Linked DNA regions of Mus musculus: region 1 is linked to region 2. A link is a loop called in an ENCODE intact Hi-C map of the cell type or tissue named here. Cell type or tissue: heart. All regions are shown on one strand. Each heading gives the region's core, and the rest is flanking DNA. Links, peaks and the distances in the headings are about the cores only. Region 1 overlaps Cd96 (CD96 antigen). Region 2 overlaps Plcxd2 (phosphatidylinositol-specific phospholipase C, X domain containing 2).

The links. A loop is a pair of places that touch in the nucleus more often than their neighbours do. Peaks named below come from ENCODE experiments on the same cell type or tissue, not always from the same donor. Only the 100,000 strongest peaks of a DNase experiment are listed, where the experiment ranks them.
Region 1: a loop joins it to region 2, with 5 times the contacts of the local background. A loop is called at or near these places in 13 of 42 quality-filtered maps.

Annotation. Positions count from the first base shown.
Region 1 is chr16:46,090,301-46,098,638 of GRCm38, forward strand. Cd96 (CD96 antigen) reads right to left here. Exons shown (of 15, transcript NM_032465.2): 5 at 4,440-4,495. Among named protein-coding and RNA genes, the nearest start is that of Cd96, 26 kb to the right of the region's middle. In heart, for the core only: no CTCF peak of the experiment used is centred there; a DNase peak (open chromatin) is centred at 4,351.
Region 2 is chr16:45,986,787-45,995,124 of GRCm38, forward strand. The region is part of intron 1 of Plcxd2 (phosphatidylinositol-specific phospholipase C, X domain containing 2); the gene reads right to left. Among named protein-coding and RNA genes, the nearest start is that of Plcxd2, 19 kb to the right of the region's middle. In heart, for the core only: a CTCF peak has its summit at 4,637 (motif pointing right); no DNase peak of the experiment used is centred there.

The DNA of each region.
Region 1 (8,338 bases), core at 96-8,095, 100 kb after region 2:
TGAGGAACAGCACTAAAGGGTCACAGCTTTAGGAAGGTTGAGAACCTGGCTCACTCTTACTGACTTCTCAGGCAGTCATGATAGCGAGATGGCTTTCTCCAGTCACTGTCTGTGGAACAAACAGAAGTCTGAACATACCAGGCTTGTGGAAACTCAGGCTACATGGCAGCCCTATAATACAATAATTTGGGTTTCCCTTGAAGGATTGAAATTTTTCTGCCCATGTGTTTTCCCAAGGTTAAGGCCACTTTCAGGGCCGTGTCTATCTGTCTGGGCTGAAGCCTTAGGTATTCGGCAGTGCAGATGGATGACGATGGCTACTGGAAGTCATGTGCCCAGACACTTGGAGCCAGAGCCATTTTCTGTCACAAGAAGAGGTTGTCACACCCAATCTCTTAAAAACCAATAAATGAATAAATCACATGCATGAGACTTAAGAACGTTGAGGAAGGTATAAGGGTTCAAGCTTTACAAGATTCAAATTAAATAAACACAAGTAATTAAATTCTGCAAAAGCCACCCCAGTTCCACGAATGTCAGACCCTAACTGCCATATTCACTTTATTTTATGGTTTTGGTCTGTTTTCCATGGCTTTCATTAATGTAGATTCTCTTCCACTCTCAATAAAATAAACTTAACAACTGTGTTTGTTTCCTCTGTTTTGTGTTTGACCATTTGCTTTACATGTAATTTTTCTAGAATTTTTTTATTAAAATAATAAAATAATCTAATGATAAGGGCAGGATCTATGGAGGTCACCAGGTTAAAGCAAAAAACAAAAACAAAAAAACAAAAAAAACCAACAACAACAACAACAAAAACCCATACAAGTCTAAAGGAGACACTGTGGTTTTTGAAAGTTCAGATTCGGGGAATTCCATACATGTCTTTTGCCTTGCCGCATTAGCAGGTATTAACTGTGGGAACTGTTTGGCCTGGCATCTTTTAGATTAATGAAAAAAATATGCTACATGGAGGGATCCTAAAATTTCGGGTAAATCTACCGCTCTCAGCTGCAGGAGTAAATCTGGATGCTCTATGGTAACCTGATGAAGTCATGCCCTCAGGAACACACATCATCATAACATGCAGAGGTAGACTATTTTCTATAGACCTCATTAGTGTATCCAAGTCTAAAAGGCATCGTTGTTAGAATAATGCTGGGTCTTGTCTGTTGTACTGAAAAGATACACTAGCCACAAACATTATAGATTTTACTAATAACTGTAAACGTTGATTTTATTTCCTCAGATAAAGGCATGTGATGTGCCCAAGCTATGTGAATACCTTGCTTGGCCTTAGCCTAGAACATTTCTCTGTTCTAAGTATCCCTAGGCCTAGGCCTGGAACCTTCTAGACTCCATACAACCTAATCTTCCAAGTTGACTGATTCAATCCAGCTTCTCTTGGCTGCTCACTGAATTGCTCTGCCTGGCCTCATACTAACTTTGGCAATATGTTCTAATCTTTTGGCTTCTTCACATTCTCCGGTATGTTCTGTCTTCATCTACCCATGTCTAACTTGTTCTCTCTGTAATCTGTTTCTGTAAAACTGTCCAGTAAAAATGACACACACACACACACACACACACACACACACACACACACACACCTCCCTGCCCTGCTCTTTAATAGCCTCTCTTTCCTGTACTGTTCTCATGTGAGTCGGGCATATCCTATTTGACAGACTCAGTCTGTCAAATCTTTCTGTAATTCATCACTTTGTCTGCCTCTCAATTAGACATCACTTGCAAACATGGCTGCTTCCTTCTACAAACTAACATCCTTCATTGTTAGGAATTAAAGGTGTGCAGTAAGGGAGTTTCTATATTACAGCCAGATCACATAGACTTAGAAGGTCTTTAGATATGCTTCCTTTGCAGAGCAGCCATATTGCTGTATTAAAATTCCTCTACAAATAACACTGTATCATAGCTTATAACAGACTGAGTCCCCAGCAAAATCTTACACTGAGGACTATTAAGCATGGGTCTTTAGTACATGGATTCTAACTTAATTCCTTCCTGGGGAATTAGAGGATAGGAAATTACTATGAGTCCTTGTGGGTACCAGGTGACAGGTGCTTTCTAAACCATTTGACCATTCCACCACCCTTATGAAGTTGAAGTCAGCCAGTGCCCCCTTTCACGGATGAAGAAGATAAGGAAGTAAGGCTTTAAGTTTCTCAAGTTATTAGATGGAAAAGTCAAACCCAGTTCCAGCACGTTCTACCATGTCCTAGTTTTCCATTTCTGTATCTAATTTTGCATCCTAGAATTGATCACAGAGTAGATGTAGGAAGGTACAAGCAGAAGAAGGAATTGGTGAAGCTGGGTGAGTGAGATTCATAAGTGATTAGGGAAAATATACCTGAGATATCTACTGTGGGCCATGGACTCCAGAACTGTGTATAACTAATTTTCCTAATGATCTTATCAAATATTTACTATCCCAAGGTTTCAGAGGCTCACAGTGGTTAACTATTTGCTGTGGATAGATAACCAGTAACAGTTGGATTGTACTTCAGTATGCATGTTATAGGATCAAGGCACTACTTCTTCTCATTGTCCCATCCTCCCTGGATGTATGCTTCAATGCATTCCAGCTCAGCCTCTTGTTAGTTACTCAGCCAAGCATTCTGGGCTTCAGGCTTTAATTTCCCATCTATAAAATAACAGATGCTCTATTTTGGAGCCTGGCTGAAAGCAAAACAAGAGCATATTAAAATGCTTGGAATAGTTAGTGAGTTATTAAAGATATAGCACCAGAACTCTATTAGAGTAAGGGTTTAGTAATATTTGGCAAGATTTTCAAGCATCTCAAGACCTGCCATGGTTACATGAAGCTGGAGAGAGATAAATATTCACTGATTTCTCAGGGAATCATGCCTGGCCCCTTCTTTCCCCAGCCAACTTGCATGGGTACTGAAGGGGAAATTTTACGACTTGTGAAATGCAAGGCGGAGCATTCCTTTTTAAATTTTCAGCTGGGATTCTTGGACCTGATTTTATTGTTTCATATCTGCTCTGATGTCATCTTACTCAGAATCACTGGCTCCAAGCATCTGCAAGAGGTTCTAAGAAGAAGCAAAAACATCTATTGATATCTGTATTGTTGGGTTATTTGTTTTATTGAAGCCACTAAAATGAGTGAAGCCCATTGATAAACTTAGGACTTAATTGGAACAGAACTTAAATGATTAAATCTGTCCTTATTATGTTAAACATTATAATACCAATTAATAGACACAGATACTTGGATAATATATGTTATGGTCATTCAGGGTCAACACACAGAATTTGAGTTATGGTTTATACGAAGCTATGGAACTACATTACTGATATCCAGAAGAACAAAAATCATAATATTCTCAGGGTGAAAAGCAGGTAAAATATATTTTTTTCATACCACGTAACAGAAAATACATGAGAATGTTTATTTTACTTTGGGTTTTGAAAAGCTTAGGTGAAGTCACAAGACAGCAAATTAAAACAGGCAATAGTGTTGTGGGTCATGGTGGTGCATGCCTTTAATCCCAGCACTTGGGATTCAGAGGCAGTGTGAGGTTTACAAAACAAGTTCCAGGATAGCACAAGCTACACAAAGAAAATGTGTATTAAAAAACCTAACCAAAACAAAACAAAAAACAAAAAAACAAAAAACCAAAAAACCAAAAGCAAACAAAAAAACCAAAACCACACTCCCCCCAGAATAGCATTGCTAACAGCAGCAATATTTATTGACCATTTTCCTTCATGCCACATACTCCTTTAAGAATTACTCAGACATTGATTTCATTATTGACCACAACAAGCAGATATTATTATTTGGTATGTCATATAAATGGAGAACTGACTACAGAGAAATGAAGTAATGTGTTCGGATGCAGTGACTAGAGGCCAAGAGCTACTCTGAAGGGGCAAACTCAGAGCATCGTGTTCTGCTTCTCCCTTTCTCCCGCCCTTTCTCTTATTGCCAGGGAAATAGGCAGGTTTGGGAGGAGGACGGGAGGGCCCCATTCCTCTTCTCAAGGCAATGGGAAGGAGAACTCGGGAGAATAACAAATTAAAAGTCAACTTCCACCAGGACTCACACTGGTTTTTGTCCCACTTTCCCTCAGTTTTTAATCTCAGAGACATTTAAACAATTGAACCCCCTTTCTACACACACACACACACACACACACACACACACACACACACACACACACACCAGGAAAGTAAGACCTAAGGCCTCAGCCCACGCCTTCTGAGAGCAGTAAGTCAAAGCCAGGATTTCTCTGCAGTTTCCAGTCACCTCAGCTTGCCTTCACAGCAGCAGTTAAGTGGCTAAGGGCCAAGGAATAAGGTCTTTTGAGGGAATGTTCCTGGCAGCCAGGCAATCTGACACAGCTTGGCATGTAATAGTATGGGTATTCAAAGAATTCGCTGTGACTCACCTCTCCTAAGACATCCATGGTGCTGTTTTCCACAGTCATGAGGATTTCTGGTTTAGCTTAAAAGCAAATAAGGCACAGTTAGTGTCACTGAAGTCTATACTATGTGTGTGTGTGTGTGTGTGTGTGTGTGTGTGTGTGTGTGTGTGTGTGTAAGCATTCCATGGTACACAAAAATACATACAAATTTAGTGTTTTCATGGATGGGAAGAGTAGTTATAATTGCCTTTTCAAAAGTCTGAGAAGGGGCAGCTAGAATAGAGGAAAGAAATCCACTGGGAGAAAGGGATGTGTGTGCAGGAAGGAAATGTTTCACTTCTAGAACCCTGAGGGAATCAGAGAAACACTTGATTGCTGTTTGGCTTGCTTGGCACTAACACGTATCAGGAGATGGTTTTGTTGCCATGCTACAAATTGCAAGTTCCTGGAAGTCTTCATCACCAGAGCTTTGCGCATGGACACTGAAGACTGAAGCACCTCCGAGCTTGTTCTTGTTACAGCAGCAGACCCAGCCTTCTATGAACCTCTTGAAAGACTGTTGCCATTCTTTGTCCCAGGTGGTTTACCTGCCTGCCTGCTCAGCAGTGACTTCTGGTTGCCGAAAGCTGCTGCTGGGCCTATTTATGATCCCTTGCCTCTGGATTCATTGAGAATATGAGGAGGGAAGGAAGAAGGAGATAATGTAACAGACGGGAAGTCAGGGGGAAAATATCCTGGCTTCATTGCCCTGCATTTGAGACCTCAAATAGGATTAATAAAATATGTGTGTGTGTTTGTGTGTGTGTGTGTGTGTGTGTGAGAGAGAGAGAGAGAGAGAGAGAGAGAGAGAGAGAGAGATTGCTCATAAGGACCATGGTGATCAGAGGATCACTTTTGGGAGTTTGAATCTCTTTCCACCTTGCATTCTGGCAATCAAACTCAGGCCAGAACTCTGGGTTTGTGTGTAAGTGTTTTTTACCCAGTGAACCACCTCACCAGCCCCTGATATGTGTTCTGTGCCATAGTTCAGAGCTCTCTGCAAGACTGATCTTCAGGCTGGAAGAAGTAACTGGTATGATTATGCACATACATTATCCTCCTTCCCCTCTTGGGCTCAGGTTTCTCCCCTGTGCTGTGTCTCTAGGGTGACTTTGCAAATCATTATTAGGACTATTTCTAGTGTCCACATGTAATTTAATTGGAGTTAACTTTTCTTACACCATGTCCTGATCATATTTTCCCTTCCCCAACCCCTCAGATCCTACCCACCTAACTCCACAGCCTTTTATTCTCTTCCTTTAGAAAACAGTCAGATGAACAAAACAAATAACCAAAACTAAAAAAAACAAAAGAAAACAAAACAAAACAAAAACAATAACACACAGGCACAGCCACAAAAGCAGAAAATCAGAAACTGAAATATACAAACAAAAGACCAGTAAGACTCCCCCAAAAATGCCCAAATCAAACTAATATGAGAAAAGAAGTCTTCAAAGATACCAACCCTTGAGTTTGTTTTGTGCTGTCCAGCTACTGCTGGGCTTGGGGTCCTGCCCTTAATTGTGGATAATACAGCCAGTGAGAGTTCACTGGGAAAAACCAATTTTTCCTTTGCAAACAGATTCCAGTTGCAGATATCTTCTTGGGAATTATCTAGGAGTAGGAGCCCCTCTCTACTCCTTCACTTCTGCACCGGGATCCCATCACACATAACATTTTTTTTTTCCGAGACTGGGTTTCTCTGTGAGGCCCTGGTTGTCCTGGAACTCACTTTGTAGACCAGGCTGGCCTCGAACTCAGAAATCCGCCTGCCTCTGCCTCCCAAGTGCTGGGATTAAAGGCATGTGCCACCACTGCCTGGCTACACATAAGTTAATTTAACTCAATGCCTTCTTTTACTCTTTGTTCCTCCCCTGGGGGAATCCAAACCAAGACACAGTCCTGAATTTGATGGAGAAAAGGATATTTCTTAGTTCTTATAAGAAACAAATGTAAATAGAATTAAGGCACTGCAGGGGGGCGGGGGGGAGGTGCGGGGGAGAGACCTTAAAAGTCCTGGACGTAGCTGTGAGCTCTAAATATTCAAATTTCCAGGTTCTGAGCAGGAGAGAGCAAGCAAAGCCTCAGCAGTGAGTTGGTGGTTGATGCAAATGGACACCCAGCCTCTGGTCTGCACTCTACAGAAAGAACAGATGAGGCAGAGATGGCTTGGGAAGAAAAACTAGGTGGTGGGTGGAGTGCATGATGGTTGGATTGGGGACACATTCACCACTTACTTAAAAGGTTTTAAATTTGGTTTTGGCTTTTTTGATGTAGGAAAACCCTATTGAATGAAAAGCAGGTTTTATTTACTTTCTATTATCCATTGACTGACCGGTTCACTCTGTAGCAAGGGCTCAAACTCACTATTCTCCTGAATCAGTTTCCCATACCTACAACCTAAATAAATATACCATCAGAGGTACAGCAAAGTCTTACCCACATCTCCTTTGCAGCTAATAGCACATCCACAAACTCAGTGTATTTACTAAAAAATTCCACTACACAATTGAAGCTAAATTACAAAATAAGCAAGCAGAGTTCCATAGTTCTAAGCACCCTCCACCAAAAAAACAGAGTTTAAAGAAGAAGTGCAGAAGAAGTTCAGACAGAGGGATGTAGATGCAGAGGACATGCTAAATGTGGGAAGTAAGAATATATGTCTCCCATCTCCTGAACCAATATGAAGACGTCTGAGGGCGGTAAAGACTCGCAGACATGGTATGTACGTTGACAAGGCAATTAGAGCATGCTGTGGCACAAAGACCTCGCCTGACTTAAAATGCATATTTCTTCCCACAGCCTGGATGCCTGCCCTCACTGGCTTGCCAAGAGTAAGGCCAGATGAGTCGGTTTTGTGTTTGCGCTAAGACTGTCACACCCTGGAAGTGAACCAACGGTGTTATTGATCCAACAACAGCAAGGAGCAGCCTGTTCTCAAATCTTCATGGGAAACCAATGGTGATGGATGATGACTATCTAGCCCATCCCCTGAGGAGACATGGGAGAGAAGAGTGGCGAAGCAAGCAGAAAAGGAAGGGCAGGAGGGGAGAAAGGGGGGACTGTGTGTGCAAGGAGACAATGAGGCATGGGAGAAAAGCTATCTGCACTGAACTCCTCACGAAACCAATCATGCCCCAGCTGTTTCTGTCTTTATAAAGGACTTTATGTTTTCGTCCACTGACCATGTTTTCTCACCACTGATGCAATAAAGCAATGCAATGAACAAAAACAACAACAAAAAAAGTTTTTGTATTTTATTTTACTTTGCCTACTCTGTCATTTAGAAAATTGAGGAGAAATCTAGCAGCCTGTGCCCTTACATTGTATAAAGTTTATTTTCTCTTAGTTCACCTCATTAAACGAAACAAACAAACAAACAAACAAAAACCAATTGGTTGCCCATTCACATGGCTGCTTTTCTCTTTACCCTCCTTTAGAATGACTTTAAAAACTGCAGGTCAAGGTCACCAAAATGAAAAACTAGCCAAAGCCTGGAGTCTCTGTTTAGTAATGTTTTCTTGCACCAGGGAACAAAATACAGAGCTTATATCTTTTTTCTCTTCAGATCACACCCTACAGTGTGTCTACACTCTGAATGAGGTCGTGGCAGATTTCCCAGGTCAGTGGCACTAGGATCAGGTCAGAGAGTCTGCGGGCTCCACTGTCAGAAGCCTGTGGTGGCCTCTCACCCAAGTGGGCCCTGGCAGGATGGCTGTGGAGTTTCTGCAGTTTCTCGGGCTGTATTTATCAGCTTCTTTTACTCATTGTGGCCTTATTACACTTTGCACCAGAAAATAACTCAGATAATTAGACAGCCAAGCAATTAGACGTTGGCAGTTATAATTAAAGAGATTTCTGGTACCCTTGGGAAACATTACGCC
Region 2 (8,338 bases), core at 309-8,308:
ATGGCACATGCCATTATACTACGGTGACATTTCAGAATAAAGTGGCATTCCTCGTAGCCACAGAAGCATGAATAGAGGAAGAGGAAGCTGGAAGCTATGAGGATGGTGAACTTCTTCATCATGCCTGGGTCATGACCAGGGAGCTAGGGATGGTGATGCCCACATCAAGGAACCCTTGAACCCACATATTTAGGAAACTTTCTGTCCCAACTCTGTCTTTGGGAGTCAACTCTGAAGCTCAAAAGTCCCTCCAAGTGGCTCACTGGTCCTGCCTTCCCTGGCCTGATTTTTCATTGTTCTTGGGCATGGTCCCTAGAGGCAGCTATAATAAAACTGGTTCACAGAGGGGGTAGGAACCTCCACAAAAACAACAAAACAAAATAACAGCGGTTTAAAACCCCTCCTACTCTATGTTTTAAACACAGCTATATGCATGGCATACAAACAGATTTACAGTGATTTTTATTTTTAATTTCAAAAAGACTTTCCTTAATTTATCTGTGTTTCTGTGAGTGTGTATCATGTGTGGGCACCATTCAGGGAGACCAGAACACAGGACATCATTGGATTCCCTGGGGCTGGAGTTACAGGAGGTTGTGAGCTGCCCATCATGAGTGCTAGGAATTGAACTCTGGTCTTCTGCAAGAGCAGTATAAGCCCTTAACCACTGAGCAATCTCTAGATCTTTACTACTGAAATGTATTTGTTTAGAGCAGTGCAGAAATGTTTAAAAGGACTCATTGTGGGAACATTATTGTGAGTAAAATGCTGAGGGATGCTATTCATGACTGCATCCCTGGTTTGTCTGGATGGTACTTTGACAGCCTTATTCCTCATGAACATCTTTCTTACCCCCTTCAGAAATGCTTTTTCACTTGTCATCCATCAGATGACCCTATAGAGAAAATGTTCTTCCCATCTCCTGCCCCAGAACAATATTACAGGACTATTCAACTCTCTCGTCTCCAGTTTTCTTTCAAGTATCCCCAAACATTTTTCCCAGGAATAAGTCATTCATTTCTATGTCTATTCAATACCAAAGGACCCAAACTAGCAATTTTCAAAAGATGTCAATTTAGGACATTTTTACAAGTGATGAAGACTGGTTTGGGAAACAGCCAAAGTGCTGAGTGAAATGGAGAGTTCCCATGTGGCTAAGAGTACAAGATCTGGTACCATGCGACATGAGTTCATAATCCTAGATCTAGTGCTTACGTGCCATGTGACAGAAATACTGGGCCTTAGTTTCCTCATCTGTGAAATGGGAATGACACTAGCCACACACTAGTTTGTTGTAAAGACTAAGTGAGCACATGGTGGCATCGCTGGCAACAGAACAAGATCAGACTCATTATTACTTATTATTTATTGCTTCCCATCTGCCAATTATATCCAAAAAAACAAGAATTGAAATCTCAGCAAGTATTTATAGTTGGGGAACTACCAAGCTACTAAATGGCTAACATTTAAAGTTTGGAGGGAGGAAGTCAAGTTTAAGTGATACATTTTTTATTACATATAAAATTTAGCATCAAATATAATCACTTTGGAAGACAGCCAACTTTCTCCTGGAGATGGTGGTGCATAAAATGTCACTGAATGTCACATTTTTTTCTAAATTAATGTAGAATATACAAATTATATCTCCTGAGAAAATTAATAAGATTTGAGCCACAGGGTAACTTATCCTGTCCCAAACCAACAATATTAAGAAGACATTAAAAGTTCCCAAACACAGAAAACCAAAACCCTTGCTCATACTTTCTCTTAGTTAAGCTATGTTAGCCACATGATGATCAGTGTCACTCTGGGTAGCAATAAAGGCAAATAGGGGCTTTGTGATGCTCTGTGGAAAGAGCAAGAGATGAAGCAGTGGCATACTGTGCAGAGACAAACCAATAGAATCTAAGCCAGAGAATGACAAGTGATTCGCTCCCATTTCCTAAAGAAGAGATAGAAAATAGAAGATTGGCTCTAAGTGAAACTGGGATCTGAAATGGCAGGCCCAGATGGATGTTCTAGCACTAAGTTTCAGGGTTGATGGCCTGCTAGCTTGGAGTTCATGCTTGATTTAAACAGAGACTGAAAGAGTGTCCATATAGCATTAAAGAAATCTCAATGGAGGGAGTGATGGACCATGCCTGTGACTGAAGCATCCAGGACCCTGCAGAAGAAAGTTTTCAGAGTTTGAGGCTAATCTAGGTTATTGATAAGTACCACTTTCTAAAATCCAAGTGTGGCTCAATGGTAAAGCACTTACAAGTTTGTGAGTCTGAGCCCCAGAACTGCATGAACTAAGATGGGATTCAGGTCCTCAAATACATTATCTCAAAGTGCTTAATGGCTTACAGTTCTTAGGAAATGCCTCCAAAATTCAAATTTATTAAAATTGAAGTGTTAAAAATATGCTCACTCCTGCTCAAGGTTGGGGATATAGCTAGTCAGTACATCTAAGAGAGTCAGTACAGTTCCACTCCTCCGTTTCTACCAAAATGAAGAATGTTTTGAAAGTAACAATGTGAATGGGTAGCTGATCTTTAATTTGTCTGAAAGTGCACTTGGGTCTCAGTCTGAATCTGTTTGGGGGTCCCTGCCTATCAGAAGCTATACTCTGTGGGGCTGTACCTCGAGGCTGGTTGTATTTGAACTGGGGTCCTAAGGCAGCTGCAGATCTATGTCAGATAGAATGTGGCGCCATAAAGAGGAGACACGGTGGTTAAGTGTAAGAAGAAAGATCCTGTGATCAGGATGGTCTCTTCCAAGGCTCATAAACAAAATTTCCTTTTTTGGTATGCCAGAATTAAAATATTTCTTATATAAAGGCTGGCAGTATGAAACATCACAATCAGCTTATATAGATTGGGGAGGCATCCTAAGAACAAAAGTAATATACACCATAAAGTTACAAAGACAAAATGGGGACTTACAGACAACTGCCAGATACAGCATTTGGCCAATATTATCGAAAAAAAAGAAAAACATCATGAAAATGTGTGGTTCAGTTAACTTGTCCAAGCATGTGACAGAGGATATCACTGTAGCAGCTGAAGGCAGATTTCTGAGCACAGAGAAGGTCCGTCTGAAGCTTCACACTGCCCTGAAGGAGACTGAGGTACTGCAGCTCCATCAGGCTTCTGTGGTCTGGGACCAGAGATGGAGCTGATGAGGAGCTTCCTATAAATAATGACTGCCTCAGCCTCACTCATGGGCTGCCTTTGTTGTCTTGAAAGGTAACACATTGCCAGAAATGGTGGACAAGCCACTGGGGTGAGGGGAGAAGTTTACCAGCTCTGGGAAGCTTTCTACCTGTTCTCCCCAAACAAGTCTCTAAACCTCCCTCCCTCCCTATGATGATGCTACCCAGAGTAAGACTTTAGACCGTGGAAGCCAGGCCGTGTTCCTTTAATGTCCCACCCCAGTTTATATACCACTGAACCACCTCCCTCAATTCTCTGATAGGCAGGAAGACGATACAGAGGAATGGCCAGACCCTTGCATTTGTATTGACATTTAAAGGTCAGGTCTCCTTGTATCATAAATAATAATATTTCCCATCCACACATATTGAAACGGAGAGCAGTGAGGATTATTGGTGGGAGAGGGCACCTTTGAAAGTTCACTGGGCCCAAACAGGAAAAGGCCTTCACTTACTGCAATTCTGATGGATGCTATAGCTGAGAAAGCTTATGTCACACACTGAAAAATAAGGTAAAAGGACAGACCCACCCAACTATTCTTTTCCTCCTGATTTTATTGATTTTAATATGGTTAGCCCCTTAATCAATAGATATTTCTCAAAGAATTTTGGGAACTGATCAATGACAGAAATTGGACTGAGTTTTGAAATATCTTATTTCATAACAGGCCTCTTTTTGTTGTTTTGTTTTGGCTTGTTTCTTTTCCTTTTTGAGGTGATATGAAACTCAAGGTCTTAGGATATGAGGCAAGCTCTACCACTGAGATACATGGCCATCCCTTCAGAATCTTTTTGATTGCTTTAGTGCTAGAGATTAGGTAGATAGAAGCCACTATTTATGGGAAGGACACATAGCCAGCCTCACCTACATCTCCCTGTTTGAAGGAGTAATTTACCTCTGGAAAAAAAATCACATACTCAGCCACATATCTTCTAGAAGCATCTCTTGCTCTTATCCACAGTTCTTGTTGAAAACTTTTATTCAAGAATAGAAAGATCTCACCTCCCCAGTGCTTGAACCTTAGGCTCTGTCACTAACCTGTCATTGGTTCTTAGCAATAGCGGTCTCAGTTTCTAGAGTTCTTCCTACCAATGGCAGGCTTGGATATTGTGCTTGTGTAATTTGAACTTTGCCCCAATCCTGAAGGCAGCAGTTACATGTGCTTATTATATACAGATGGGGAAGCTGAGGCTCGGCCTGGCTTTGCCATGGCTTCGGAGCTGCTAAGTTCGCAAAAGGCTACCTAGAATGGGTCTTTAGAAGTGGTGCTATACATTGCTCATTTACCCCTTGGCTGACCTCTATTGCTAAATGTCCGTTCCTCACCCCAACTCAGGAAGATCACAACAGCTTTTAAAAATCTTGAAAAAGAGATGCAAAAAAAAAAAAAAAAAAAAAAAAAAACCTCATGTAGGAACACATGAGGGCGCTCAAACCTTCTCTCAGTTAAAGAACCGTTTTCTTTGAATTCCACCGTTCACAGCTTTGACACAAGCAAGGTTCCTGGAGGTCAGTGCCCCTCCCCCACCCCTTGTTCCTAATCTCGGGAAGGTAAGGGGATGACTCTTATCCACTCCTCTCCCTTAGGAGTTGTCTACTTCCACCTTCTAGCTGCTCATTTAAAATCATTGCTGGCTCTATTTACTGTTCCACCGACATGATTTGTGAGGCTGGAGAGGTGGCTCTGTGCATTCACACACATCCTTACTGCTATTGAGGAAGAGCTGGGTTCAGTTCCCAGCACCTACATCCAGCAGCTCACAACCCCCTGTAACTCCAGTTCCAAGGGATCTGATGCCCTCCTCTGGTTTCTATGGGCCTCTGCATACATGTGATTTGCCTACACATAAATTAAGTATTTTAAGATATATAACTATATTTCTAACAACGCATACACAGAAACATGCTTACCGATCTGACTGGCCATATTTGCAAAACAACAAAAAGCGTACCCCAAACTGAGGTTGCGTTCATTTGTTTTCACCCGTCCCTCCAGCTCCAGACGATCCATCACCTCTAATAGAGACTGGGGGCACCCATATTCATACACACATACCTTCTTCCCCATACTAAAATTAAAATAATATCTTTAATTTGGGGATTTAGCTCAGTGGTAGAGTACTTGCCTAGTAAGTGCAAGACCTTGGGTTTGGACCTCAACTCCAAAAAATAAAAAATTTTAAAAAATTAAATTCATGTGACAAACTGAAGAGTGGCTACTTTTGAGAGAGGGAAGTGTCTTAGATCTCTTCCAAGACAAGCCAGGGTCTTCTTTCTATTTTGTGAATGAAAGAGTAAGCCACATGCACCTTCAGATGAGAGAAGGAGGGAAAAGCCAGCAAGTAGCATCTAAATTACACAAAACGATGGTATTAAAGAGGACCTGTACAGCCACATGCCTCACCCTTGAAGACCAGCTTTCTGAAGAGCTGTGCCTGCTAAAAGCTTCAGTATGCTCTTTCTGTCTAGTGCAGAAGGAGTTTCCGCTGCAGAAGCCTGGGTCGTTACTATACACACCATTTAAACCGCTGTGTTGCTTTTGTTCCCTGTCAATAAAAAGCCTCTTGGATGTCTGGTCTTGAAAAGAAAAAAATGCAACTTGTTCCTGGGAATGGGTCAGTGGGTGTCCTTTATACATAACCATCCTCATAGTACCATACGTTAGAGACCTGGCATGAAATTGGACAGTCTAGAGTGAAAAATAAAATTGGCTTTATTACAACCAACAAACAGAAGTGAAGGTTTGGTGCGACACTGGCTTGGATACCAGCTTCGTACATGCCTTTGATTAAGATGCGATAAAGTGAATTCAACAAGAGCTGGTTATCACAGTTCCAGCACTGATAACTAGATTCTTGTTTTTGGCAACATGTTTAGTTTCTTTGTGCCTCAATTTCTCAATCTGAAAATTGGGGAGCCATGTACCTATCTATATCCCTGGTTTAGGCTTATGGAAGGCAAAGAAACCAATGCTAGAAGCTTAGTTAATCTTAGTGTGACTAAGTGGGTTATCCTTCTGCTTCTGTTAGTATTTTCATACTCCTTATCTGAAGTGATGGGCATCTTAAGACTTTGCAATGCAGTCATTAGCACTTGTCTTACCTTGAGCATCAAGACTTGCTTTCTGCATGTCGTAGTTTCCCTTAAGACAACTAGAAACACCAATCCTCCATGCCTAAATTCTCCGTCAGTATTTCAAATTCTCCTGTCTCTCTCCTTCTCCTCTGTCCCTCCCTACTACTTTTCCTACCGATGCCCATTTTGAACCAGACACCAAGTATATACTGAGATGACACCAGACTCCAAGTGTATACTAAGATGAGGAGGTAAAGGGGATACACACAGAAGTTACTCCTGAGCTGCCTGCTGCAGGGTGAATTGTAACTGGCCAACTGGAGCAGGGTATTGGCAGGGGGTTAGGGTAGAGAAGAGAACAGTTCACAGACTGGGATCAAACAACGAGCATATTTACTTCAGGGGTTTTCTTTAGGTCTTCCCTATATTGTCACAGACTCCATATAGGATGCACAACAAAGCACAATGCTGGACACTTCTTTAGTGGGGCTGGCCTCTATTTTTACCAGATCCTCCCTCCCCCACATTTCCTTAACCTGTCTCTTCTGCATTTCCACATGGCAGCCCTTTTTGGTTCCCTGAAGGTTCCCTGTGTCCCCATTTCTGATTATTCTCATTTACTTCCTTCTGTTCCTTTTCTGATGTGCCCTTCCCTGTACACTTTCAAAGGCTGCTCTTACATGTCACCTTCCTCAAAGCTACTCTTTAGCCAATTCTACTAGGAAGCAACGTGGTTGTTGACTTAGGAGGCATTGGCCATGTTCTGTCTTTACTGGCCTCATTCCAACTGCCATATATTGCCTACAAGGTATATGAACTGTAGATCACTCACTCCAAATTTGTTACAGTATCTACTATGATATTAGGTATTAAATTAGGTAATCAGAAAGGATGGTTACTAATTGATATATAAAATATTAGATTTGTTTCTTAGTAATTAACTGTACTTAATTTTATTTTATCTTTTGTTTTTGTTTATTTGTTTGTTTGTTCGTTTTGAAGCATGGTCTAGCTATACAGCCCTAACTGGTCTATTGCTCACTCTATAGCTCAAGGTGGCCTCACGTTTACGGTACCAGTTCTGCCTCAGCCTCTTGAATGCTGAGATTATAGACATGTACCGTGATGTTCTATTTATCCATTTAATTAATAATTTTTCAACTTAAAGAGTTTAGCCATTAAAAAAAGGTTTAACCGTATCTAACTAGACATGGTGTTTCCTATTCTCTTAGGACTTGGGAGGTAGGGGTCGGGGTGGTGATGTGTTTATAAAAAGATACAGAGAAAAAGAATATGTTATATGGGGGGGGGTTGAGATATGGGGAAGGGGATGTCTCAGCGGGCCTATGCCAAGGCATCCCTTCCCCCTGAGGGACCAGCCGCAAGACAGTATAGTAAAGAATAGAGTTTATTCAGGCATGGGAGGGGAGTTGAGAGAGTAGTAGAGGCAGAGAAAATCAGAGAGGGGGAAAGGGAAGGGAAGGGAAGGGAAGAAGGGAAGGGAAGGGAAGGGAAGGGAAGGGAAGGGAAGGGAAGGGAAGGGAAGGGAAGGGAAGGGAAGGGAAGGGAAGGGAAGGGAAGGGAAGGGAAGGGAAGGCTGGCCATGAGCAGGTAGTGGGGGGAGGGAGTGGGGAGAGAGGGGAGAAAGGGAAAAGCTCAAGAGAGCAAGAAAGGAACAAGAGAACAAGAGAGGGAGGAGGGGGCAAGCAGCCCCTTTTATAGTTGCCAGGTAACTATGGGGTGGAGTTTAGACAGAATGCTAACAGGTGGGGTGGGGGTTGTCAAGAGGCAATCTCAAGGCTCATCTCAAACAAACAAATAAGCCAAAAACCCACCAGGTTTAGTGATGAACAATTGTAATCCCACCACTCAGGAGGTAGAGGCAGGAGGATTGTTGTTGCAAGTTTGAGGCAGCATGATGCATATAAGAAGTTTCAGATCAGCCAAGGCTATATAATAAGAGTCTGTCCCTCCAGCCAACAAACACAAGAATTTGACTTTACTAGAGGTCTAGTCTGCTTCCTTGCTGTCTAGGGGCTCCGTGGCCTCATGGAAAAGTCTAAGAG